6 separate regions of the Homo sapiens genome follow, and regions 2, 3, 4, 5 and 6 are each linked to region 1. A link is a contact called in ENCODE Hi-C or POLR2A ChIA-PET data. All regions are on one chromosome and are shown on one strand. The core of a region is the stretch at or near the end of the contact, and the rest is flanking DNA. Distances in the headings are between cores, read along the strand shown. Region 1 overlaps STAT5B (signal transducer and activator of transcription 5B). Region 2 holds the start of PLEKHH3 (pleckstrin homology, MyTH4 and FERM domain containing H3). Region 3 holds the start of KLHL11 (kelch like family member 11). Region 4 holds the start of RETREG3 (reticulophagy regulator family member 3). Region 5 holds the start of ODAD4 (outer dynein arm docking complex subunit 4). Region 6 overlaps ATP6V0A1 (ATPase H+ transporting V0 subunit a1).

Evidence for each region. Hi-C counts contacts between places; a loop is a spot of excess contacts on that map. ChIA-PET counts read pairs that join two places held with the same protein, here RNA polymerase II (POLR2A). Pooled maps may share reads with other maps.
Region 2: a loop to region 1 is called in a map of CD8-positive, alpha-beta T cell, with 5 times the contacts of the local background. The contact joins the promoter of PLEKHH3 here to the enhancer-like site in region 1. A Hi-C loop is called at or near these places in 1 of 168 maps with a recorded cell type or tissue (CD8-positive, alpha-beta T cell) and 6 of 50 pooled maps. POLR2A ChIA-PET finds 5 or more read pairs at or near these places in 1 of 52 experiments (activated naive CD4-positive, alpha-beta T cell).
Region 3: a pooled map shows a loop between it and region 1 (3-fold over the local background). The contact joins the promoter of KLHL11 here to the enhancer-like site in region 1. A Hi-C loop is called at or near these places in 1 of 50 pooled maps. POLR2A ChIA-PET finds 5 or more read pairs at or near these places in 2 of 52 experiments (CD8-positive, alpha-beta memory T cell and activated CD8-positive, alpha-beta T cell).
Region 4: a loop to region 1 is called in a pooled map, with 11 times the contacts of the local background. The contact joins the promoter of RETREG3 here to the enhancer-like site in region 1. A Hi-C loop is called at or near these places in 6 of 50 pooled maps. POLR2A ChIA-PET finds 5 or more read pairs at or near these places in 3 of 52 experiments (CD4-positive, alpha-beta T cell, GM12878 and HepG2).
Region 5: a pooled map shows a loop between it and region 1 (6-fold over the local background). The contact joins the promoter of ODAD4 here to the enhancer-like site in region 1. A Hi-C loop is called at or near these places in 7 of 50 pooled maps. POLR2A ChIA-PET finds 5 or more read pairs at or near these places in 3 of 52 experiments (CD4-positive, alpha-beta T cell, activated CD4-positive, alpha-beta T cell and activated T-cell).
Region 6: a loop to region 1 is called in a pooled map, with 2.6 times the contacts of the local background. The contact joins two enhancer-like sites. A Hi-C loop is called at or near these places in 3 of 50 pooled maps. POLR2A ChIA-PET finds 5 or more read pairs at or near these places in 7 of 52 experiments (A673, AG04450, H1 and 4 more).

The regions. Positions count from the first base shown.
Region 1 is chr17:42,246,590-42,250,792 of GRCh38, reverse strand. The region is part of intron 1 of STAT5B (signal transducer and activator of transcription 5B); the gene reads left to right. Among named protein-coding and RNA genes, the nearest start is that of STAT5B, 28 kb to the left of the region's middle. Within about 2 kb of position 2,017, at least 31 of the 41 ENCODE cell types and tissues checked have a DNase peak (open chromatin) inside an H3K27ac peak, as active enhancers do; they include CD4-positive, alpha-beta T cell, CD8-positive, alpha-beta T cell, GM12878 and 1 more, where a contact is called at or near this core.
Region 2 is chr17:42,674,751-42,678,953 of GRCh38, reverse strand. PLEKHH3 (pleckstrin homology, MyTH4 and FERM domain containing H3) reads left to right here and starts at 1,960. Exons shown (of 13, transcript NM_024927.5): 1 at 1,960-2,552. The coding sequence starts at 2,391. It overlaps CCR10 (C-C motif chemokine receptor 10), which reads left to right. Exons shown (of 2, transcript NM_016602.3): 2 at 1-65. RefSeq lists silencers at 400-489, 840-919, 1,780-2,029, 2,120-2,179, 3,300-3,459 and enhancers at 308-807, 808-1,309, 1,290-1,369, 1,500-1,549, 1,570-1,669.
Region 3 is chr17:41,863,436-41,867,638 of GRCh38, reverse strand. KLHL11 (kelch like family member 11) reads left to right here and starts at 2,216. Exons shown (of 2, transcript NM_018143.3): 1 at 2,216-2,813. The coding sequence starts at 2,269. ACLY (ATP citrate lyase) reads left to right here. Exons shown (of 29, transcript NM_001096.3): 29 at 1-721. RefSeq lists enhancers at 1,031-1,531, 1,532-2,032, 3,776-4,203 and a silencer at 2,066-2,255.
Region 4 is chr17:42,607,401-42,611,603 of GRCh38, reverse strand. It overlaps RETREG3 (reticulophagy regulator family member 3), which reads left to right and starts at 2,230. Exons shown (of 9, transcript NM_178126.4): 1 at 2,230-2,518. The coding sequence starts at 2,280. It overlaps TUBG1 (tubulin gamma 1), which reads right to left and starts at 1,921. Exons shown (of 11, transcript NM_001070.5): 1 at 1,818-1,921; 2 at 1,384-1,496; 3 at 1,014-1,181. The coding sequence starts at 1,866. RefSeq lists an enhancer at 2,239-2,348.
Region 5 is chr17:41,928,112-41,932,314 of GRCh38, reverse strand. It overlaps ODAD4 (outer dynein arm docking complex subunit 4), which reads right to left and starts at 1,698. Exons shown (of 12, transcript NM_031421.5): 1 at 1,478-1,698. The coding sequence starts at 1,591. It also overlaps a transcript of ACLY not described here. RefSeq lists enhancers at 1,590-1,689, 1,870-1,959, 1,672-2,575.
Region 6 is chr17:42,516,320-42,520,522 of GRCh38, reverse strand. All of the region lies in intron 21 of ATP6V0A1 (ATPase H+ transporting V0 subunit a1), which reads right to left. Among named protein-coding and RNA genes, the nearest start is that of MIR5010, 4.2 kb to the right of the region's middle. RefSeq lists a silencer at 2,924-2,973 and an enhancer at 3,417-3,916. Within about 2 kb of position 1,887, at least 34 of the 41 ENCODE cell types and tissues checked have a DNase peak (open chromatin) inside an H3K27ac peak, as active enhancers do; they include endothelial cell of umbilical vein, where a contact is called at or near this core.

The sequences.
Region 1 (4,203 bases), core at 768-3,267:
GCCACCACGCCTGGCTAATTTTTTGTATTTTTAGTAGAGATGGGGTTTCACCATGCTAGCCAGGATGGTCTCGATCTCCTGACCTCATGATCCGCCCGCCTTGGCCTCCTAAAGTGCTGGGATTACAGGCATGAGCCACCGCGCCCGGCCTCGTGATGATTTTCAATAAGTAAACCACTGTGGTTCACAGCCTGAGCTCCGAAGGTGGACAAAACTCCTTGAATATTTATTACTACTACTGTTATTATAATTCTATTACTACTGCTGCTAGTACTTTATTTTTCTCATTTCCCATGCTTATTCCTTTGCTATTATTTAAGGTTTGGTGATGAAGTATAGGAAGGGCTTGGAAATGAAGTCATTTATTTTGTTTCCAACACAAAACAGTTTCTAGTGTGGGTGTGTGGGTGGCTTAATTTAACATAACAAACTAATACGTTTTTCCTTGAACTCCATACTATCTTCATTTCAAACTAGGTATTCTCAGAGTGGGGTTAAAATACTCTCCATCATCAAAGCCCAGACATTTTAGAACAAGAGCTTGTCTCACAAAAAGCCTGGTGTCTCTGTTGCCACCACAACCTGAAACTAACGAGTTAGAAACCACATAGAGCCAACGACATGGGGTAGGAGCTCGTAACATTTTCTCGCAAGTTTTGTGTAGATAGTTAAGCCGGGAACCGATCTGGTTGAGAAAAATGTTTAAAATCATCATTTTCCCTTCCTTCTCCTTCACTTTTATACTCAAAAGGGTCTAATTTTGCTCCTCTGGGAAGATTGAATGCGTAGGCTTTCATGTAGTTTAACACTCTCTTAATTTAAAGAAGTCTGGGTTTGGTGCAGTGGCTCACGCCTGTCATCCCAGCACTTTGGAGGGCCGAGGTGGGTGGAGCGCTTGAGTTCAAGAGTTCGAGACCAGCCTGGGCAACATAATGAAGCCCCGTTTCTACTAAAAATACAAAAAATGAGCCAGGCATAGTGGCACACACCTGTGGTCCCAGCTACTCAGGAGACTGAGACAAGAGGATTGCTAGAGCCTGGGAGGCAGAGGTTGCAGGGAGCTGAGATCACGCCACTGCACTCCAGCATGGGTGACAGGGTGAGACCCTGTCTCAAAAAAAAAAATTATATTTTCTATCCTCTTCCCCTTTTTGTTATGTGTTTTACAGTCTTTTCTCCATGTCTAATCTAAGAAACTTATATATTCATTGTATATATATCTACTGGTTGTCAGCATTGAACCTTGCCTGTGCCCTAGCATGTTGCAGAATGACTGACTTGACTTTATTTTGAGAATAAGTTCAAAATTTATTCTTTTTTTATCAGTTGACTAGGGACCTTATCTGTTGTTGCATTTATTATCTCTAAAATACCATCTTCTTTTTCTTTTTATTTTTTTTGAGATAGAGTCTCACTCTGTTGCCCAGGCTGGAGTGCAGTGGTGCAATCTTGGCTCTCTGCTACCTCCACCTCCCAGGTTCAAGCAATTCTCCTGCCTCAGCCTCCCGAGTAGCTGGGATTACAGTCACGCGCCACCACACCCAGCTAATTTTGTATATTTTTGGTAGAGACGGGGTTTCACCATGCTAGCCAGACTGGTCTCAAACTCCTGACCTCAAGTGATCCACTGGCCTTGGCCTCCCAAAGTGCTGGGATTACAGGCCTGAGCCACCTCACCCAGCCTACCATCTTATTTTTAGATGGAGACTTCTGGACATTGGTATAAAATCTGGATGGTTCCAGTCCTGACCTTTTCTTCATGTTTAATCTCACCTTCCTAACACTTCCACCACGTTGAAAAAGCGTAGCTCCATATGATCTTACTGCCCTTCGTTCAGTCAAGCGAGACACTGACATTGTGTAGATTCTGGGTCTCACATTTGCTTTGTTTTTATCTGGAGCTTTACTGGAAACTAAATGCTATTGCGTACTAGCTGCAGAAGCAGGAGGGGAAGTTGGCAAGAATTCGCTGCTTTCTGTTTGGTCTGTCTGAGGCAGCTGACCTTTTGGAAGGAAATCGCTGCTCTTCGCTTCTTCCGGTAACAGTGCCGCCTGTGAAAGAACACATACACAGAAGGGCTCTGCCGTTATCCTGGCTGATGCCTTGCAGCATAAGCTGTTAGTTAAGAGGTGGGAGCCTTTCAGTGCATCTGTTGTGTGCTGTAGGAGCATGCACTCAAGTTCCTACACCATGCTAAGTTGTGTGTAGATCTACTATTAGAGGTATAGTGAGAGACGGTCTGTTACCAGAAAAAGTAGGTTGCTTTAGCAAAAGTAATTGCATTTTATTTACTCCCACTATGAGTGCTGTAGTAAATGTGGACAATTATTTTGTGCACAATTTTAGTTCATCTTAATGTTAAATGTCCTGGTAATTGCTTTTTATACCTGGATAACCGTTGTTGTTTTTTTTTTTTCCCCAGCAGGACAAACATTTTGATTTGCTAAGACATGAGCTCTTATTAAATGTCATTTCTTCTCAGAATTAGAATAAGATTTTTTTTTTTTTTTTTTTTTTTGGACAAGATCTTACAATGTCACCCAGGCTGGAGTGCAGCGACACAATCACGGCTCACAGCAGCCTCAAACTCCTGGGCTTAAGCAGTTCTTCTGCCTGTCTCCTGAGTAGCTAGAACTACAGGCATGCGCCACCACACTGGGCTAATTTGTAAATTTTTTGTAGAGATGGAGTCTCACTATGTCGCCTAGGCTTGTTTCAAACTCCTGGCCTAATCAGTCTTCCCATCTCGGCCTCCCAGAGTGCTGGGTTTACAGGCATGAGCCACTGTGCCTGGCCCAGAATTATCTTCTTCTTTTTCTCATACATTTTTTTTTTTTTTAGAGAATGAGTCTGGCTCTGTCATCCATCTGGCATGCAGTGGCGCAATCATAGTTCACTGCAGCTACTAACTCCTAGGCTCAAGTGATTCTCCCACCTCATCCTCCCAAGTAACTAAGACTACAGGTGTGCGCCACCACACGCTACTACTTTTTGTTTTGCTTTCTTTGTAAAGACAGAGCCTTGATATGTTGCCCAAGCTGGTCTTGAACTCCTGAGCTCAGGTGATCCTCCTGCCTCAGCCTCCCAAAGTGCTGAGATTACAGGTGTGAGCCACTACACCTGGCCAAGATTTAGCTTCTTAACAAACCTGCTACTCGTTGGATCCACTTTTTCTGCAGGACTTGTTTTACTTAAACACAGGTAGTAGGACACCCCACAACTTGGGATTATTTTTGGAAAGCTGTAGTTGGGTTTCATATCACCCAGTAAGCAAACAAGGGAACTAACCAGCTGATGAAGCGTTTCTCTCTTAAAAGAGGAGATTTCAGTTTTGTATTGTTTTAACTAAAACATATTCAGTTCAGTTTTTATTTTGTTATTTGAAATGACATATTCAAGTTATGTCTAAGTAAAAATGAAACATTTTAATTCATGGCAAATTAAGAGAACACAGCTACCTGGAAAACGGGGCAAACTGCCATATCCTTCTGTATTTAGTTTTGGTTCGGTGGATAGGTGTGCTTTTCTAAGGTATTATTGGTCTCTTCCCTAGATTTGCTGTTGATGGCAGAGATGGTTGGGTGAAGGTTTGTGTTGATGTACATAAAAGACATAGAGATTAGTACAGAGAGAAACATCTCAGGGCCCCCTTAGCAAGATTGCCCTGCAGTGCTTCTGTTCTTGGAAACTGGTCTGATCTGTTCCACTTTCCTGGGGTAATGAAGAATCCAGGGGGAATACAAACCCTGCGTTGGTTTTAGGTATAGGTTCTTGGCACAAAATAAATTGATATCAACAAAACAGGAAGATTTCTCCCCGGTTCTGTTGGCCTTTGAGTAGGAGCGAAGTTAGGAACCAACAGCTGAGGTTTCCTGTGATCTGCTCTTGTAATGATAGCTTTCTAGACACCTTGAATTGTTACTCTTGAACTGTCAACGGCCTTCACGTAAGCCAGTTGTGTTCAGGTATGTGATTAGAGGTAAGGGATGTGTTTGTTTGTGTTTAGAAATGGGGTCTCACTTTGTGGCTCAGGCTTGAGCATAGCGGCGTGATCATAGCTCACTGCAGCCTTGACCTCCTGGGAGCGCTCCTGTCTCAGCCTCCTGAGTAGCTTGGACTGCAGAAGTGAGTCACCATGCCCAGCTAGAAAGTTTTTTATTTTAAAGAAATTCTGGTACCGTTGTGAGTGACTTTCTGTGTAT
Region 2 (4,203 bases), core at 711-3,210, 430 kb before region 1:
ACCACTTTACAATCCCTTCCTAGTGTCTGTGATGGAAAGAAAAAATGAAAAAATGAATTGTAAAATTTGAGTTGAAGTTTTTCCACCTTGAAGAAAAACCTAGGAGGGATTGCAATCTGCAAATTTCCAGAGTAGTTATCACGGGTGTGGTGGGGGTGAGGGATATTTGCTGTTCTCCATCTTCTCTGGGGACTGGGTCAGAGGAAATGCACTGAGCTGGCCGGAAAGAGAGAGGTTGGATATGGGAAAAAACTTCTCTGCAGGCAAGGGCCTGGGATCCAGACCTGGAAGATGGTTGTGGTATCTCCATTCCTAGGTAATCTCTCAGTACAGGCCACTCTCATGTGGAGAGAGGCCACGGCCGAGATGGCCTCCTAGACACGCTCGCATTGATTCCTGGTCTTTGTTTTACACAATCACAACGGGCAGGATGGTGTTCACGTGCGACAGTTCTCGCGGTTTAATATCGGTCAGCAAAGCTGTCCCCACCGCTCCAGCCTGGAGTCTAGGGTCGAGAAGGGCGGGGCGTGGCGAGGAGGTCTCAAGGGAGGTGCTGGCCTGACGGCCCCGCCCGTCCCGCCCTTCCCCGCCCCTCCCCGCCCAGCCCAGCCCTGCCCAGGCTAGCAGTCCTCAGAGCCTCCCGCAGCAGCGGCGAAAAGGGGTCCCCCACGGCCTCTAGGGGCCAGGATCCAGGGAAGGCCCGGAGACGGCGCCGATCCTCAAAGGGTCCCACACGCCAGCCACTGGGGACCGACCTGGAACCCTCCATCCAAGATCTCTGGAATCGCCGCTGAGTCAGCAACGCGCGCGCGCGCCCGCGGAGGCCGCGGCCCCGCCCCGGCCGCCTAGCGCCTGAGTTAACCCCTTCCTATACAGAGCCGCAGGATATTAGCCCTAAGAGGCCTCCACTGTATTCGGAGACCACAGAATTCCTTAGAATCCAAGTCAGTCTCCCCAGCTGAGTTCGGTGAGCTGTGAGCTCTATATTCGATTTTATTTCCGGCCTAGGTCTGCACCTTCCCAGAGTGCCTGCCTCAACTCCTTCACCTCGAAAAGGAGGTGAGGCCGAGTGCAGTGGCTCATACCTGTAATCCCAGCACTTTGGGAAGCCAAGCTGGGAGGATCGCTTGAGCCCAGGAGTTAAAGACCAGCCTGGGCAACATAGTGAGACTCCATTTCTACAAAAAATAAATTTAAAAAATTAGCCAGGCATGGTGGTGTACGCCTGTAGTCCCAGCTCCTGGAGAGGCTGAGGTGGGAGGATCCCTTGAGCCGAGGAGTTCGAGGCTGTAGTAAGCTATAATGGCTCCACCGCACCCCAGCCTGGGCAAGACAGCGAGACCCTGTCTGGAAGAAAAAAAAAAAAGGGTGGGGGAGAGCTGAATCAGACCGAGAAACTGGAGAAACTGGACTCCTTCTCCCCAGACGTGGAGGGCCACCTCCAGAGCTGTGTCCTCGCAGGTCTGGACATCCTCTTAGTAGCCAAGGCGTTTCCCTTTCTCAGGGACCCTGAGACGAGACAGGGGTTCAGAGAGCGGCAGTTGGGTTTTCCTCTGTCCTGTGCCAAAACTCCTCAACAGGGTTTTTAATTGGTTGGTGAGCCAAGAGTTAAAACAAGAGCCTGAAGGCGGGCTTCCGTGACGTCACTAGCACCCCGCGTCCGACCTCAGAGACTGGGGCGTGGCTAACATAGCCTCGTCCCCTCCCTCCCTGTTTCCCCGCCCCTCCCCGCTGTCACCAAGCCAGGGGCACATGATGCAACCCAACGCGGTTTCAGCCGTCTGATTGGTAGCCGCGCCCGGCGCCAGGCACAGGGATTGGACAGAGGAGACTGTGACGAAACCTGGACCCTGCCTAGTAAAGAAGGGAGGAGAGAAAGAAGAGAGAGGGGGGGCCCCCCGGGAGGGAGGGGGCCGGGGGGGCGGGGTCCCAGCTCTGTGCTCGCGCCCCCAGCGCGCCAGTCCCGGGGCTGCAGGGAGCGCAGCGCGCGCGGCCCGGGCCCCGGCCACCGGACGCCCTACCGGACACGACCCTCCCTGGAGCTTGGACAACTGCCCACCTCGGACGCTGCACCGGACACTGCCCCCCACAGGGCTGGACACTCCAACGGACACTACTTCCCAGCTCCGGACATTGCTCCCTCCTCTCCCGGGGCCCTGGACGCTTTTCCCCCTCCCCCCTCCGGGGGCCCAGACACTGAGCCCCCCTCAGCGTCTGGCTAGCGTCCCCTTGCACCCCAGCCCAGGACACTGCCTCCTCCCTGTCCTCTTCTCCCTTCTGCTCCTCCCACCTCATCTTTCCCCTGCTCGGGTCGGAGCCCCGCCAGTTCCTCCGACCCCCTACTGCTCGGCCGCGGCTGCCCGCGCCCCCATCCGCAGCTCCTCGCCCGGATGCCTCTCCCCGGGGGACTATGGTGGCTTCTCTGCTGCCGTCGAGGCTTCACTCTTCTGCACCGGGACTACGGGGACGGCGAGCTTAGCGGGGACGGGGACGAGGACGAGGACGAGGAAACCTTTGAGCTGCGGACCCCGAGTCCAGCGGGCGGCGGGAGGGTAAGTCCCGGGGGTTCGGAGCCTCGTCTCAATCACTCTCGCTGTAACCGGCCGTCACGCTGATCCGCTCCAGCCTCCAGCCACACGCTGCGCGCTTGGCGAACTAGGGATGAGGGAGAGTTTTTTGCCTGGGGGCCAAAGCCCCCGGGAGCTCTCGGAGCAGCAGCCCTACTCGGGATGTGCCTGTGGGCCTCCCGCTGCAGGCTGGGCGCTATCCACCTGCTGGGGGCCCTGAGGCAGGGGAGGCGTCACGCGTGGCCCGACCTGGCCCTGCCTCTCCCTTCCCCGCTGGGCCCGCGTCCCATCCCGTCTCCTTCCGCCTCCGCCAGCGCCGAGGAATGTGGCGAGGCCGGCTGGGCGGCTCGAACGCCTGGGTCCCCCTCCGCTCCCAGTTCGCAAGTGCGGAGGCCAGATGCGAGAGCTCCCGCTGCGGAGACCTGGACGAGGGGGAGAAGTCATCCCAGGATTGGGGTCTGTGGCGGGGACCCCAAGGAGAGGGAGGTGGGAGCTCTTTGAGGACCCCTCCTCATTACCCTGCCACTCAGGACAGAACTCTCGGCTTTCCCGGGTGAGGCTCCTGGGAAACCCCTGAGGGGATGGATGGTGAGGGACACTGGGCTGCTGCCTGGTTTTGTCGAATCTCCCCGTGGGGAAACGGAGGCACGATTGGTGTGGGAGACCTCCATCCCTTGACGTCTCCTCCCCCATCCCTCCTGCACACTGGCGGCCAGACTCCCGTGTGCTGTGGCCCGGGTCAGGCTCCCATCCCCCGCGCAGGGGTCCCCAGCAGGCCCAGTGGCTCGGTGCCCGGGTGGGGCGGGCTGCGCCGCCGGGGCCGGCGCCAGCACCTGGCGGAGGCGGAGGGTGGATAAATATAGAGGAGGGGGGAGGGAGGGAAGCAGGGCACTGCGATTAGGGGAGTTAGCCTAAGAGGGTGGTCAGTACCTGCCACATGTGGTGTGGCTGACAGCCCCACTCAGACCTTCCAGAAAATAGGTGGAGGTTCACGTAGGAAGGGTGCAGGACCCAGGCGTCCCCAAGCTTCCAGCTTGGGCAGGGTCGGCTTTACCAGGCCATTGCCTCCCTCATGCTCCACCTCAACTCCCCCCTTCCCTGAGCCTGGGGACAGGTGTCCCTGGCCCCCTCCCCCACCTCCCCCTCTTGGCTCTAGCAGTCTGGGAGCAATATGAGGATGGCACGGTTCCCGCCTGACTGGCCTCCGGGTTGGGTTTGTGGCCTCTCTCAGACCCCAGTCTACAGTTGAAGTTCCAGGACAGGGGGAAGGGAGGAGGAGGGGGAGGGGGAGGGCAAAACCCTGAACTACACCTGCCTCCAGAGGGTGTGCCATTCCTCAGTCTGGCCCGCCCTTCCTAAGCCCCAGCAAAGGGGCAGGGTCTCTGCTCACCATTGAGTCTCAGGAGTGTCTATGGGAGAATGTAAGACGCTTTTGGAGAAAGCCCTATACTGAAAGGGTCCCTCTGCCCTTCATTCACCTCTGTGCCTACCACCTGTCCTGCCTTGGCCAGGGAGGCAGTGTGGAAGAAGGGAAAATGAGGAGGAGAGGGTGCCTTGGAGCCTGGCAGAACGAGCTCACCTCTCCTGTTTCAAAGATGGGGAAACTAAGGCCCGGAGACGGGAAGAGACTTGCCCA
Region 3 (4,203 bases), core at 967-3,466, 380 kb after region 1:
TCCACACAAAGAAGCTTCATATTTTTTTTATAAGCATAGAAATAAAAACCAAGCCAATATTTGTGACTTTGCTCTGCTACCTGCTGTATTTATTATATGGAAGCATCTAAGTACTGTCAGGATGGGGTCTTCCTCATTGTAGGGCGTTAGGATGTTGCTTTCTTTTTCCATTAGTTAAACATTTTTTTCTCCTTTGGAGGAAGGGAATGAAACATTTATGGCCTCAAGATACTATACATTTAAAGCACCCCAATGTCTCTCTTTTTTTTTTTTTACTTCCCTTTCTTCTTCCTTATATAACATGAAGAACATTGTATTAATCTGATTTTTAAAGATCTTTTTGTATGTTACGTGTTAAGGGCTTGTTTGGTATCCCACTGAAATGTTCTGTGTTGCAGACCAGAGTCTGTTTATGTCAGGGGGATGGGGCCATTGCATCCTTAGCCATTGTCACAAAATATGTGGAGTAGTAACTTAATATGTAAAGTTGTAACATACATACATTTAAAATGGAAATGCAGAAAGCTGTGAAATGTCTTGTGTCTTATGTTCTCTGTATTTATGCAGCTGATTTGTCTGTCTGTAACTGAAGTGTGGGTCCAAGGACTCCTAACTACTTTGCATCTGTAATCCACAAAGATTCTGGGCAGCTGCCACCTCAGTCTCTTCTCTGTATTATCATAGTCTGGTTTAAATAAACTATATAGTAACAATGAAGGCATACTGCTGGCTCCTGGCATCCATATCCTTTGATCTGTATTCCTTTGTAACTGTACTTTTTTCCAGACAGGGTATCACTCTGTCGCCCCAGGGCTGGAGTACAGTGGCACCATCACAGCTCACTGCAGCCTCCATCTCCTGGGCTCAAGCAGTCCTCCCACTCCAGCCTCCCAAGTAGCTGGGACTACAGGAGCATGCCACCACTCCAGGCTAACTTTTGTATTTTTTGTGGAGATAAGGTTCTGCTGTATTTCCCAGGCTCTTCTGGAACTCATGGACTCAAGCAATCCATCCTCCTTGGCCTCCCAAAGTGCTGTTACAGGCGTGAGCCACTGTGCCTGGCCTGGCCTGAACTGTACTAATAGTTTCAGTATATATGGTTTTAAAAATGCTCATCTACGGTCAGGCGTGGTGGCTCATGCCTGTAATCCCAGCACTTTGGGAGGCTGAGGCGGGTGGATCACGAGGTCAGCAGATCGAGACCATCCTGGCTAACACGGTGAAACCCCGTCTCTATTAAAAATACAAAAACTTAGCCAGGCATGGTGGCGGGCGCCTGTAGTCCCAGCTACTCCGGAGGCTGAGGCAGGAGAATGGCGTGAACCCGGGAGGCGGAGGTTGCAGTGAGCCGAGACCCGCGCCACTGCACTCCAGCCTGGGCGACAGAGCGAGACTCCGTCTCAAAAAAAAAAAAAAAAAAAAAATTAGCCTGGAGTGGTGGCGGGCGCCTGTAGTCCCAGCTACTCGGGAGGCTGAGGCACAAGAATCGCTTGAACCCGGGCGGCGGAGGTTGCAATAAGCGAAGAGCGCGCCACTGCACTCCAGCCTGGGCGACAGAGCGAGACTCCGTCTCAAAAAAAAAAAAAAAAAAAAAATTAGCCTGGAGTGGTGGCGGGCGCCTGTAGTCCCAGCTACTCGGGAGGCTGAGGCACAAGAATCGCTTGAACCCGGGCAGCGGAGGTTGCAATAAGCGAAGAGCGCGCCACTGCACTCCAGCCTGGGCGACAGAGCGAGACTCCGTCTCAAAAAAAAAAAAAACAAAAAACCCAAAACAAAACAAAAACAAAAAGAAACAAAAAAAAAAACGGATAACGAGTAACTCATTCATCCCTCATCCACTTAGCTGGGGCTAGATCTTATAAAAATCCTGTATTGCCACTCAAGGCTTTAACAACAGGTGATGGTCTAAGGTGGCTTTACTCGACAAAATGACTGCAGAGAGCATGCTACCCACTAAGGAAAGGAAGCGAGCCATACTCGCACCGACGCCCTGGGGGTAGGCCTGGGGCGAAGTCTTCTGGACTGGGCGACTGTTACTGACGGACCTCACCAAGGCAGGCAGAGCTGCTGGAGGCGAGGCGGCGCTGCTGGAGGCGAGGCGGCGCTGCTGGAGGCGAGGCGGCGCTGCTGGAGGCGAGGCGGCGCATGTGCGGCCGGCGGGCGACCTGGCCCCGCCCCGCGCGCACTATTTAATCCCAGAATCCCTCTGTGTCGTACCAACAGCCGCATCGTTCCGAGGCTGTGGAGGCCGGGCGCAGCGGCGTCAAGATGGCGGCTGCGGCAGTGGCGGCGGCGGCGGCGGCGGCCGCGGCTGCATCTCTTCAGGTACTGGAGATGGAGAGCATGGAGACGGCCGCCGCCGGCTCGGCAGGACTGGCCGCCGAGGTCCGAGGCAGCGGCACGGTGGACTTCGGGCCTGGGCCGGGGATCTCTGCAATGGAGGCGAGCGGGGGCGATCCGGGCCCAGAAGCCGAGGATTTCGAGTGCAGCTCTCACTGCTCAGAGCTGTCCTGGCGGCAGAACGAGCAGCGGCGCCAGGGCCTCTTCTGCGACATTACCCTGTGCTTCGGCGGGGCTGGAGGCCGCGAGTTCCGGGCCCACCGCTCGGTACTGGCTGCCGCCACCGAGTACTTCACGCCCCTGCTCTCGGGCCAGTTTTCCGAGTCCCGCTCGGGACGGGTGGAGATGCGCAAGTGGAGCTCCGAGCCGGGGCCCGAACCCGACACAGTGGAAGCCGTAATCGAGTACATGTACACCGGGCGCATCCGCGTCAGCACGGGCAGCGTGCACGAGGTGCTGGAGTTGGCCGACAGGTAGGCGAGGGAGGCGGGAGCGCGGAGGGCGGCGGGCGCGGAGAGGGGGAGATGCTCGCTGGCGGAGGGGAGGGCAGTGCCTGCCACGGCAGCTCGCGAGTCCTGAGTGAATGCATTGGTTTCACACTCGCTGAGCGCCTGCTTGGGGGCAGCCACCGCGGTGGGCGAGGAGGATGCACCATCAGGTCCGGCGAGGGCGCCCCGCGCCCAAGGAGCTCAGATACTAGGTGATGGGACAAAAGTGATGAAAAGGAAAGTCAGTATGTGGTAACTGTTGTGCTGACGTTCAAAAGGAATGAAAGGCTAGGGATTGAATAAAGATCTTTCTGAAGAGGTGAAGTTTAGATCGACCTCTGAATGTCAAAAAATAACTGACCGTGCAAAGATGGGGAATGAATATTCCAGACAGCGCAAACGCCCTCAGGCAGGATCCAGTTTGGCTTAGAGAAGAGAATTAAAATATAGTCCAGTGAGGCTGGATCTAGTGGATGAAGGGGAGAAGGATGCGTGAGATGCGTTGGAATAAGGAGTTTGGATTTCACTAAGTGTGATAGGAAGCTGGGTAAAGAAATAGCTCATTTAAATATTTTAATATTATTCTGCCACTGTGTTAAACGGATTGTAGGGAGCAGGAATGCTCCAGAGACTGGTTAGAAGGCAGGTAATACCGTTTATAGAGATGGAGAGGCGTTTGTTTTGGCAATTATCATCTTACAGATACATTAACAAAAATGCCTATTGAGCGCCTATTACGCATCAGCTCAGATGCGGGATTCTAAGGTGCTAGGGTTTCAGCAGTGATCAAAACAGACAAAAGTCCTTTTCCTTATCGCACTTAGGTTGGTAGATGGACGGTAAATAAGTAAAATGTATAGCCTGTTGGATGATTGTTAAATGTATAGCCTGTTGGATGATTGTCATCACTGATGAAAAATAAAGCATGGGGGGAGTACATAGAAACTGCTGGGGGAGAGGAAGTGTTTTCCAAATTGGGTGGATAGAGAATGCCCTATGAAGAAGACGTTTTGCTAAGAACCGAAGGAGGTAAGGTAGACTGTGTCAGGTAGGGGACACAGGTACAGAGGCTCTGAGGTGGAGCTTGTATGTTAGAGAACAGTGGGGAGCCAGTGTGGCTGTATCAAAGGGATGCAGGATGAGAGGAACAGGAGAAGCCCCAGGATGGTAATGGGCAGGGATCCAGATCCCGTAGGGCCTTGATGGCCTGTGGAAGGACATGAGCTTTTACTCTGATTGAAATGGGAAGGTTTGGGGCAGAGGAATGATGCAGTCTGATTTGATGAATAGTGCTGTGCTGAAAAAAGGATGTGGCGGCCAGGCGCGGTGGCCCACGCCTGTAATCTCAGCACTTTGAGAGGCCGAGGTGGGTGGA
Region 4 (4,203 bases), core at 981-3,480, 360 kb before region 1:
GATTACAGGCGTGAGCCACCACGCCTGGCCCATTAACTCTACTTCTATGTAGCTCTGGGCAGCTTATTTAATTGCTCTATGCCTCAGTTTCCTCATCTGTACAATGAAGGTAATAATACAGGTCCATATACCCTTATCTAACAGTGTTGGGGCCAGTTATGTTTTGGAATTCAAAATATTTCAGATTTTAGAAAGGTATTATGGTATATATACTATATATTAAATAAAATTCCAGTGGGAATTTTTATTTAATCAGAAGCACGTTAATCAAATATATTAGTATTTCTGTAATAAAAGGCATCACTAATGACAGTAAGTTGGATAGAAACTATAGGGCCGGGCATGGCGGTTCACGCCTGCAATCCCAGCACTTTGGGAGGCCGAGGCAGGTGGATCACGAGGTCAGGAGATCAAGACCACCCTGGCTAACACAGTAAAACCCCGTCTCTACTAAAAATACAAAAATTAGCCAGGCGTGATGGCAAGCACCTGTAATCCCAGCTACTCGGGAGGCTGAGGCAGGAGAATCGCTTGAACCCGGGCAGCAGAGGTTGCAGTGAGCTGAGAGCGTGCCACTGCACTCCAGCCTGGGCGACAGAGTGAGACTCCGTCTCAAAAAAAATAAATAAATAAAAATTAAAAAAAAGAAACTATAAAACAGCCTGTCTTCATTGAAATTTGTTTTTGCTGATAAACTAGTTATGAAATGTCCTTTGGTTTCATGGCTTTCTGGATCCTGGAAAGGCAGATAAGGGACTGTGGACCTGTAGTACTTACTTCTAGGGTTGTTGGGAGATTTAGAAAAATTAATATATGTAAAGCACTTAGAATGACCTGGCACACTGCATTAGCTAGTGTAGGCGCTTGACAATATTACATAGTCCACTCCCTGCAGCCAGGTCTCTCCCTCCAGCATTCATACATCCCTGATCCGGTTTTCCCTCTCTTCGGGACGTCATAGAGCCTGTCCCTACCCAGCGAGTTGTGGGCCCTGCCAGGGAATAGGAAACGACCTGGGAGAATCCGCTGGCCCAGTTGTTGCCAGCTCCTCCTCCATGTTCCGACAGGTAGATGTTCTCTGGGTTGTAGAGCTTGGCATAGGGGGAGTTGAGGATGGAGTGGATCACCCGGGGTTCCAAGTCCAGCAGCACGGCCCGGGGGATGTAGTGCTCATCGTCTGCCTGTCAAGGGGAGTCCAGGAGGGGGCCCAATCAGCTAGGGCGGCCCAAGTCCGAAGTCCTCCCAACTCTGGCTCCCTCCGGCCCTCCCTCCTCAAGCCAGCCGCCTGGCCCTACTGCCCAGCGGGGTTCCCAGTACCAGGCCACTCCCTTCCCTTCCGCCCCCTTGGGCAACTGCCGCCCCCGGCCAAGTCGCTGGGGGCACCTGGTAGAAAAAGACGTCCTTGCGGTCAGTGCCCTCGGTGGCGAACTCCTCCACGATGCCCTCGGGGCTGATACCATGCTCGGCGCACAGCTGTTTCCAGAACTCGAACCCAACTGGGGGGAAGGGGCGGGCAGGGGAGAAAGAAGATATCTAGGTCCGGGCAGGTTCCAATCAGGAGCCGGGGGACTGGGCGCCTGCGTCCAGGGATAAGAAGTCAAGCCGCAGGACTCTCCCGTGTCTGAGGAAAGGACTGTACGCCAGGGACTGGGCAGGGGAGGGCCCCTCGGGGTTGGGCAAGTGGACACTGGGTCAGGGATGTCTCGCCTTTCAGAGAACTACGATTCTGGCAAGGACAGATGGAGTCCAGGATCCCACAGCGAGATCCCATTGACCCTAAGGAACCTGGCTAGCTGAGGGGCCGGAGTTTCGCTCACTCTGATTGCCGCACTGGCCCAACTGTAGGGTGATGATTTCCCTCGGCATCGCTCCTCAGGCACCGGCGTTGCAGCCGCTCCCGCCCGCAACGGCGCCGCACGCCAGCCCGCTCGCCGCAAGACGCAGGCGCCAAACAACCAGCTCCACCCACGAACTTCCTCCGCTCCAATGAGAATCGAGTTCTGGCAATGAATGGCACGTCTTTAAGCACTGGCCTTCGTTCATGCAGATTGCGCGTGCGCGGCTCCGGATGCGGCTCGGCGCCTCCGGATCCGGCTCCGCGCCTCAGTGAGGGCGGGGTACGGCGTCCTCCCTCCCCTCTGGGTGGGCGCCTGCTTGGGCCTGCGCGCAAGCGCGCTGTGGTGCGAAGCCACCTCCCCCGCCGAATCGCGCATCTGCGCAGTTGCTGTTATTGTGACTTGTCGGGCCACGGCCCCGGATGTTGTGGCTGCCGCGGGGAGATGGCTGAGGCCGAAGGGGTTCCCACGACCCCAGGCCCGGCTTCGGGGTCGACTTTCAGGGGCCGCCGAGATGTGTCAGGCTCCTGGGAGCGGGACCAGCAGGTTGAGGCGGCGCAGCGGGCCCTGGTGGAGGTGCTGGGGCCTTACGAGCCTCTGCTGAGTCGGGTGCAGGCAGCCCTGGTGTGGGAGCGGCCAGCTAGGAGCGCTCTGTGGTGCCTGGGGCTGAACGCGGCTTTCTGGTGAGAGAACTGGACCCTCGGAAACCCTCCGAGTCCCGAATTCGTTGGTTCCTCTAGGGCTCTACTTCTCGCCTGCCCTGTTTTCTTCGCTGCACTGGCTCCTTCCTGTACTTGCCTAATTTTGCCTCACCTCCTTCCACTCCATCCCGCCTGCAGGCTTCGGCACCCTAGTTCTTCCCAGGGCCGTCCACCCATCTTCTCTGCCTTACCTGTGCCCGCACCCCCGCCCCGCACATCTGGCGGGAGCTTCTGGTAACATCTTGAGCCGCTCAAGAGTGAGCGAGGGCTCCTCTTTTGAGCCCGACAAAGCTGCGTCCCTTTAAAGCCATCACTTCCTTTCTCTTGTCTGCTCAAGTGCAAGTTCTAGATTGTTTCCAGAGGTTTTAGTAGTTTATTGTTGGAGTAGAGGCGTGAAGTCTTGCAAAGGTATCCATAGGTGTGATTATAAAACAAGCTTGAGCGATTCGCATGAATTAGCATGTTATATATCTAGGAAGGAAGTTTATGAAGTCTAAGCGTCAGTGTGAGCCCCCAAAGCTGAAAATTGAAAGAAAATTACAAGCTTTTAAAGAACAGTTAGGAAATGATGACGGAGATTACACGCGTGTCAAAGCCACCTGTGATTGTAACTCCTCCCTGTTCCAAGGAATTAGAGAGGCATCCTTAGCCATGGTTTATAGGCAAGGAAATTGATGTCTAATACTGTGTGTGAGTTTTCCTGAGCTGGAAAAGTAGCACTGTAAATATGCTTTATTTGTGTGTGTCATGCTCTGTGAAAATGGAACTGCTGCTTCTCTCAGTTGTCATCACCTGAAGTGGACCTAGGACTTCATAGGATCTACCAACCATAATTTTGGATTTATTTGTAATGGAGGAGGTTCCAAGGGAACTGACTTATAGGGGGCTTTCTGCTGCTGAATGGATTAAGACTATTCTGGATAAGCCTGAAACAACAAAATATGTGTGTTTTTTAATTGTGTTTTTGCTAAAAATAGCTTTCCCCTTAAAATTTGTTTTAAAATCAAAACATTTATTATCCTTTATCTGAAAGATTTTCAGTGAGCTGAAGCAGAACAAATAATTCCAAGTTCATTGACCCGAAAACAGTGTTCAGCTATTAAGCTAATCCTCTCCCAGTTTGAAAGAGACCCAGTTAAAGGTGTCACAGTAGTCTCTGGCATTTGTGGCTTCCAGAGCCTTTAGCAAACTCGATGGTAAACTTTTCCTACCACGTTCTTCATTTATTTTTGGTAGTGCTTTTTCCCTTTTTTTTTTTTTTAAGACAGAGTTTCACTCTTATTGCCCAGGCTGGAGTGCAATGGCGTGATCTCGGCTCACTGCAACCTCCGCCTCCCAGATTCAAGCATTTCTCCTGCCTCAGCCCCCCAAGTAGCTGGGATTACAGGCATGAACCACCACAACCGGCTAATTTTGTATTTTTTTAGTAGAGATGGGGTTTCTCCATGTTGGTCAGGCTGGTCTCGAACTCCCGAGGTCAGGTGATCTGCCTGCCTCGGCCTCCCAAAGTGCTGGGATTACAGGCGTGAGCCACTGCGCCTGGCCTTTTTTTTTTTTTTTTTTTTTTTGAGACAAGGTCTTGCTCTATCACCCAGGCTGGAGTGCAGTGGTATGATCTCGGCTCATTGCAACTTCCACTTCCTGGGCTCAAGCAATCTTCCCACCTC
Region 5 (4,203 bases), core at 449-2,948, 320 kb after region 1:
GGGGGATCACCTGAGGTGGGGAGTTCGAGATCAACCTGACCAACATGGAGAAACCCCGTCTCTACTAAAAATACAAAATTAGCCGAGCATGGTGGTGCATGCCTGGGATCCCAGCTACTCGGGAGGCTGAGGCAGGAGAATCGCTTGAACCTGGGAGGTGGAGGTTGGGGTGAGCCGAGATTGCGCCACTGCACTCCAGCCTGGGCAAGAAGAGCAAAACTCCATCTTAACAACAACAAAAATCCAGTCTGCTTAGCAGTGTGCCTGAGGCTGAGGCAGGAGAATCACTTGAATCCAGGAGGTGGAGGTTGCAGTGAGCCAAGATCGCACCATTGCACTCCAGCCTGGAGACAGAGCAAGACTACGTCTCCAAAACAACAACAACAACAACAACAACAACAACAAAAACCATCACCCAATCCCCTTAGGGTGGGATGATGCAATTTATACTAGGGTTACTATAATAATGTTGCTGGTTGGTGCAGCAGCTCACCTCAGTAATCCCAGCACTTTGGGGGGCCGAGGCAGGTGTATCACTTGAGGTCAGGAGTTCGACACCAGCCTGGCCAACATGGTGAAACCCTGTCTCTACTAAGAATACAAAAATTAGCCAGGCGTGGTGGGACATGCCTGTAATCCCAACTACTCCCTAGGCTGAGGCAGGAAAATCGCTTGAACCTGGGGAGGCGGAAGTTGCAGTGAGCTGAGATCTTGCCACTGCACTCCAGCCTGGGCAACATAGCAAAACTTTGTCTCAAAATTGATAATAATAATCATATGTTGCTTACTGGCCACCTTTTATAAGCAACGGTGTGCTGGGGACATTGAGGCTTCTGCATGCAACCTCCCATCCAATCTGCCAGCAAATGATGGGAAGGTAAGGCTGCTCTGTGGAAGGAGGCCGGTTAATCATGAAACATTTAAGTAAAAGTGGAGGAAAAGGTCACTGTTAACGCAGAGAATGGAGATTGCAAGTGGGAACTGGTAGAAAATGGCCAACCACAGGGCTTATCTGTGACAGCAGTGTGTCCATCAAAAATCAGTGAATAATAGAAACAACAGGGTCCTCCAGGCATCATCAAGACCTCAGTGTTATCTGCAATCAAAAGGTGAGGGCAGGGGGCAGGCGCAGTGGCTCACGCCTGTAATCCCAGCACTTTGGGAGGCCGAAGCGGGTGGATCACGAGGTCAGGAGTTCGAGACCAGCCTGGCCAACACAGTGAAACCCCCATCTCTACTAAAAAGACAAAATAATTAGCCGGGCATGGTGGCACGCGCCTGTAGTCCCAGCTACTTGGGAGGTGGAGGCAGGAGAATCACTTGAACCCGGGAGGCGGAGGTTGCGGCGAGCCGAGATCGTGCCATTGCACTCCAGCCTAGGCAACAAGAGCGAAACTCCGTCACAAAAAAAAAAAAAAAAAAAAAAAAAAAAAGTGACGGGTGATGGGGTGATGGATAGGTTGAGAGCTCGACTCACGTTGCTGAAGCTCTGCGCGGCTTTAGAAAATTCCCCGCACAGGTAGAGCCGCTCGCCTTCGGCCATATAAGAGGGAAAGGTGCTTCGCAAGGTCTCGCCTTCGGGGTCCGACATGGTGACCGGATTTAGAGACGCTAAAGCAGAGACAATCAAAGAAAAGCTGGAGAACCTCTATCTGGTTTGTGGAAGCTCCGTTTCTTAGCAACCATGAGATGTACAGCGACTTCCGGTTCCGCCCCCGTCTGGCAAGGGCCCGGATTCTGGGTACAACCTGCCGGCGTGCGCTTGCGCCAGTTCTGCCGCGCACTGGGCCAGGGAGTGATGATTGCGTGGCTGACGGCTGGGCTGGTTAGTGTTTGCTGTTGCACGCTCTGGCGGTTCTCTCTGGAGTTGCTGCCTGAAAAGGCTCCCTTGTAAGACAGCCAAGAAAACAGGAAGAGGGTTGGAGGCAAAGTTCCGAATAGGGATGAGGCATACGTGGTAAGGATATGTGCACGGCGTACCGCCATTAGGGGGAGAGAGCACTGGGCTTGGAGTCAGCAGACTTGGGCTGACTTCGCTCCTGTCACTTCCTAACTGCGTGACCTCTCGCGGGGCATGTAAGGGCTCCCAGCCTCGAATGTTCCACCTGCCAAATAAATATGAAAATAATGGAACACTCAGGGATGCGAGGATTTGCATAAGAAAACATGGAAAATAACGTTGGGTTCAACATAATTTAACGCAGTTATTTGAGCAGCTACTAGTAGCGGGCCTTGACCAAGGCATATTCTGACGTCCTTCCCCATTCCCTCACCATCACCACTCCTCCAAAAGTGGACTAGGTGCTTCTTCTGGGCTCCAACGATACCCTAAGTAGCTTGCTTAACTGCCTTTACTACGTTACTTCCAAAACGTCCTAATGTCATTGTTAAAGTTTAAATAGTAAAAAGATGTCTTTAACTACAAATGCACACACACACACACACACACGGCATACATGTAAAACTGGGGATATTTGAGTAAGATCAGTGGATTGTATCAGTGTCAATTTTCTGGTTGTGTTATTGTACTAAAGTTTTTAAGGATGTTACCATTGGGAGAAACTGGGAAAAGGGTACATGGGATCTCTTTTGTATTTATTTCTTATGAACTGCATATGAATCTATGATTATCTCAAAAGGTTTAATTCAAAATATAAGAAATAATATGGTCCCTGCTTGAAGGAGTTTTATCTAATAGGGGAGAAAGATGTATAAACAAGTAACGGCCACTTAAGTGATATTAACTAGTAATTAAAAGTTCTGTGTGCCTGTGAGGGAGATGAGGACAAAGTGGTGTGAAACCCAGGCAAATGAATGATTCAGCCAGGGTCTGGGATGGGTTAGAGACATGTTCATAGAGGGGTAATATTTGAGCTGAGGGTGAGTATGGTGGAGCCCAGTAGACGTAAGTAGAGAATGAGAGCTAGGTGTGGTGGCTCATGCCTGTAATCCCAGTACTTTGGAGACTGAGGTGGGAGGATCGCTTGAGCTCAGGAGTTCGAGACCAGTCTGGGCAACATGGCGAAGCCCTGTCTCTACCACAAATACAAAAGTGAGCTGGGTGTGGTGGCGTGTGCCTGTAGTCCCAGCTACTCAGGAAGCTGAGGCAGGAGGATCACTTGAGCGTGGGAGGTCGAGGCTGCAGTGAGCCATGTTTGGGCCACTGCATTGTAGCCTGTGTAACAAAGCAAGACCCTGTCTCAAAAAAAAAAAAAAAAAAGGAAATAACATGTGCAAAGGCTGGAGGTGTGTACATTCACAGGGTGTTTAAGGAGCAGCAACAGGTTTAAGGACCTGCAGTGAAACTGGTCCTGTTCTAAGTTAAGGTGGGCTCATTGATGAGTTGAGGACTGTTGCTGGAGCAACCAGGATTAATCAGAAAAAAACCTCCTGCAAGGAAGAGATCTACAGATTCAGTGCAGTTCCAATCAGAACTCCAGCAGCTTTTTTTTTTTTTTTTTTATGGTGGAGTCTCACTCTGTCACTCAGGCTGGAGTGCAGTGATGTGATCTCGGCTCACTGCAATCTCCGCCTCCCGGTTTCAAGCTAGTCTCCTGCCTTAGCCTCCTGAGTAGCTGGGATTACAGGTGCACACCACCATGCCCAGCTAATTTTTTGTATTTTTAGTAGAGATGAGGTTTCACCATGTTGGCCAGGCTGGTCTTGAACTCCTGACCTCAGGTGATCTGCCCGCCTCAGCCTCTCAAAGTGCTGGGATTACAGGCATGAGCCACTGTGCCTGGCCCCAGCAGCCTTTTTTTTTTTTCAGTAATTAACAAGCTGATTTTAAGATTTATGTGGAAATGCAAAAGACCTAAAATAGCCAAAACCATTTTGAAAAAGAAGAACAAAAGAGAACTTAAATTCTGTGATTTCAAGACTTATTTTAAAGCTACGGTAATGGTATTAGCATAAATATGTAAATATATATGGATTAATGGAACAGAAATAGATCCACACATATATGATCAATTGATGTTCAATGAAGTTGCCAAAGAGATTCAATGGAGAAAGGATACTCTTTTCCACAAATGTGTGCTGAAGCAATTGGATAGCCATATGGAAAGACAAAATCCAAAATAAAAAACCTTGATCCTTACCTCACACTATATACAAAAATCAACTGGAAATATTTTAATGTAAATATGTATTTAATTAATTTTTATTTTTATTTTTTGAGAGAGAGTTGGCCTTGTCCACCAG
Region 6 (4,203 bases), core at 638-3,137, 270 kb before region 1:
GGAGTTAGGAGGGGAAGTCTTCTCAAAGCAATGGCAAAAATATTCTCCAACCACAAAAACATCTGAGAAAGAATTCTTCTCTTGGGGACTAAAAAGAAAAAGCCTGAGCTCCCTTCCCAGCAGTTCAGCATCCATGCCTGATGGTCTCTGTGGGGCCCTTTCACTCTCAGGGAGGGTGGGAGGAAGACTGTCCCATAAGCAGAGCGAGGCTGCTTGGCTGTGCTTCCTCCTGCAAACTCACCCTGGACAGCTGCCCAGCAACCAAACCACACCAAATAAGGGCAGAAAAATGCATGATTCAGGGGATAAAAAGGCCAAGGAGAGCTGCCCTGAGGAATAGTTTCCACATGGTGCTGTGTGACCCTGGAGGCACCGGAGCCCCTATAAGAACAGGCAGGCGTGGGGGCTGGGGCAGGCTCCAGGTGACAGGTCACGTGCAGGGTGAGGGCTTTGAGGCGCTTTAAAGCTTCAGGAACCCTCTAGTTCCCTAACTCAGCTTTTACAAATGGAGATTCCTCCCTCCAAGCCAAGAAGGCAGGAATTAAGAGAACAGGGGCTGGGAGGTGGCTGGGGCCCAAAGGTTACAGACTGTTTGCCAGTGGCACTGGGAGTTCCTCAGAGGCCCCTTCACTGGGGTGCAGGCTGAGGAGCACCCCCTTGAAGAAGAGCGCAACCGAATTTTCTGAGTGGGAGTAAAAGCAGTCAGCTTTCTTCCCCACATCCCCACATTCCACAGGGGTGGGCCAAGGTCCTCCAGGAAAAACAGGACTCAGGAGGGGGAGGACACAGAGCTTCCAACTGACGTTAGCTGACGGTTCCCACCAGAGCAATTCCAAACCAGGACCTGGATTCACCCACGTCCCAACACCCCACCAAAACTACTTCTCCAAGTTCCAGCTACTGAGACCACCTCTGAGGGAACGCGGTGGGGCCTAGCAGTGGGTTCCTGCTTCTCACCCACTTGTGTTAGGTTTGAATTCTTCATGTTGAATAGACTGTGTTCCCATGTGGCAAGGGTTATTTCAGAACAGCTGAAACGAGATTTACATGTCCCCTTTTCATTCAACAATACATAGCCAGAGAGTGGACAAGTCACCTGAGGGTCCCAGGCCATTACCTAGGAGTGAATGTCAGCCTTGGTAGGGTATGCTGACCCCCGACTCCAGTGAGGTGTCCAGAACTCTGACCCCCACCCCCTCCTGGCTAATCACAAAACCATTCTAATCTTCAAACTGGGCAAATGGAGCAGCAGCTTTGTTTTCAGATGCCTGTGGGGGCACCGCCCTTTTCTTGGCACCCCTCCAGTCACCTTATCTACCCATGGGGGCCCAGCAAGGAGGAAGAGGGATATATGCCTGGGAGGGGCACATCAATTGTACTGTGTGAGCAGACAGGTGGCCTCCCTGACATACTGCCCAATACTGCCCCTCCCACCAGCTGCTGCTTTAGAGACTTAGAGCGGCCAGAACTGGGACATCTTGGGTCTATCTTGAGGTCAGCCTGATTTCACCTCCTTCCGTGGCCACCCTCACCCCAACCACCCAGCACAAAGCTGGAAAGCAATTTCCCTGCTAGTCTCCCCACTCTCTCCCGCTGAACTGGGGAAATGTGTGCTTCCTGAGAAAGTACAAACATGAAGTTCCCCAGGGCAAGGGGGGCCCCATCTGCCATCCTAGGTTCTTCCTTCTTTTTGGGCATCTCCACTGCTCTGCTCAGGGAGCCTCCAAAGTCTTGCCATGCCCCAAGACACTGAAATGCACCTCTAGAATTCAACAGCTGTGAGGAGAGCCTCAGGACGCCAGATGAGTGTCTCTATCATCTCTTCCAGCTCCAGCACTTGGCAAAGGCCACCTGGTGACTCAGAGGGATTAACTGGGGCCAAAAGACATCATTCATGCCACGTAACAGGAACTCTGTTTCCTCGAGTGGGTGAAGGAGGAAGGAGTCTTGGGGCCGCTTCCCTTCCCTGGTGGGGGTTGTGACTGAGGGCAGGCAGTCTGGAAAGACAATTCTGGGCTGAGCTGTTTATGTAGCCTGTTCTGCCACTCTCTGTGCCGTTCAGGGCCTACAACACACATCTGTCTGACGGCCTGAATATCAGGGCAATGATGGCAGCCTGGAACTACATTTCAAGAGTTCTGAGTTCTCCTGGGCAGCCATTCCCTCAACTGCTCCATGCTGTCATGCCGTGGCAACACTGCATTCCTAACAAGAAGCTGGTCCCCGATTCTGTCCCTTTAATCACCACCCAATCTGTGAGTGTACAGGTAGGTGTACATCTATGTGTATGTGGAATTCGCTAGGTAAGGAGAGACCAGGTTCCTTGGAAGGTATGCCCTGGGGCAATAGTTCTGCATAAAAATCAGTTTGATGTTTACAGTGATAACTACAATCAAATCCCTGTCTCATGCCTTCTCTGAGGAAGAAAAGATGTCTAATTATGGTAGGTAAGAAGCCAAGCACACTTCATGTGGCAGGAGGGAGGAAAAGAGAGAAAACTCAGGAGACAGAATTAGCAGATTAATACATTAGCCTGCTCACTGTTTTCAAACACATCACCCCCCTTCCTATGATGCTGCATGAATCTCACACTAGTGGTTTATATGTTATCGAATCAAATGTTTTTCTTATTGTCCCCACTGAGGAGACCAGAACTTGTATAATGGGGCAGCCCTTGAATCAGGAAACAGCAGGGATAAAGTGGGAGGTATGAAGATGCCTAGGATGGATGCCAGGAAGAACAGCAGCACCATCCCTACAGCTGGTTCAGCAGCCCCAGAGGCTCCACCCCTGGTAAGAGGGCCACAGCTCAGAACGCCTCCTGCAGTCCTGGGCCACAGGGAAGATCCAGGCATCCTGGACGCACAGCCGCATTTTGCCAGGAGGGGGCGCACAAGCACCAATTTCATTCACTTCTGTTTTAGTGGTGGGGGAGGCGCCCCACTCGTGTCACGGGAACAGCCCTCCAAAGACGAGATTCTGGAAGTTGCACAAAGGAGGTTTGCACTGTTTTTTCCTCTCCTACCCAATACTCCTATTGCCAAAATAAATACGACATATATGGGGAGGCTGTTCCTTGCAAACAGCACCTGAGGGCATTCTGATGGTATCCTCTGCCTCCTCTGGGGTCTTCTCTCACTCTAGACAGGCTAAAAGCAGTCTTTTTATGGGGGACCCCAGGCAGACACCCTCTCTCTAGGGCATCCCAGGTTTTTTTGTTGTTGTTGTTGTTGTTGTTGTTTTGAGACGGAGTCTCGGTCTGTCGCCCAGGTTGCAGTGCAGTGGCGCGATCTTGGCTCACTGCAACCTCCATCTCCTGGGTTCAAGCGATTCTCTTGCCTCAGCCTCCCGAGTAGCTGGGATTACAGGCGCCCACCATCACGCCCAGCTAATGTTTGCATTTTTAGTAGAGATGGGGTTTCACCATGTTGTCCAGGCTGGTCTCGAACTCCTGACCTCAGGTGATCTGCCTGCCTCAGCCTCCCAGAATGCTGGGATTATAGGTGTGAGCCATCGCACCCAGTAAGGGCATCCCACTTTTAAGCAGAGCAGCCACTACCCATCCTAGAGCACCTGCTTTTGCTGTGGCAGCACTTGGTGTGTGCATTACTTCCTACTTGCTCACAGTAATCTTGGCAGTGAATGTTCTGCTCAGGTTCCCTGCCTGGTGTGACAGTGCTGGAATTCCAACCCAGGTCGCCCAATTCCGGAGCCTGCTGTCCTGCCACTCATCACTTCAGTTCAGGGGGACCTGGGAAGACACGGGGAGGCCACAGGTGAGCCTGAGGAGGAAGCAATCTTCTGGCAACAAAATGAGGCTCAAGCCCAGGCGGCCTTGCTCTGCAACAGTGCCTTGCTCCCGCCCTGCCCAGGGAGATGACCGGCTACCCACGTGGGCTGGAATCAAGGTGAGGTGGTCACTGTTCCCTCAAACCCAGGGCTCAAGAGACAGGAGTGAAAAGAAAAGAAAGGAGGCCAAGGGGCAAGAAAAAGTGAGTCCTCAGAGGTTCTCGTGCACTGAGGAGGGCTGAGGAAGTGTGCTTGCGGGGGTCGGCTGATAAGCTTAGAACAGGGAGGCCAGCCAGATGAGCTGGGTGGGGAGGAGGGAGGCCAGGAGGGAGAGAGCCAGGCCAGAGGAAGCCAGGTCTACTGACGCAGCAGGGCTTTTGAAGAAGAGTGCACCCTAGCCACGTCTTGCCCTTC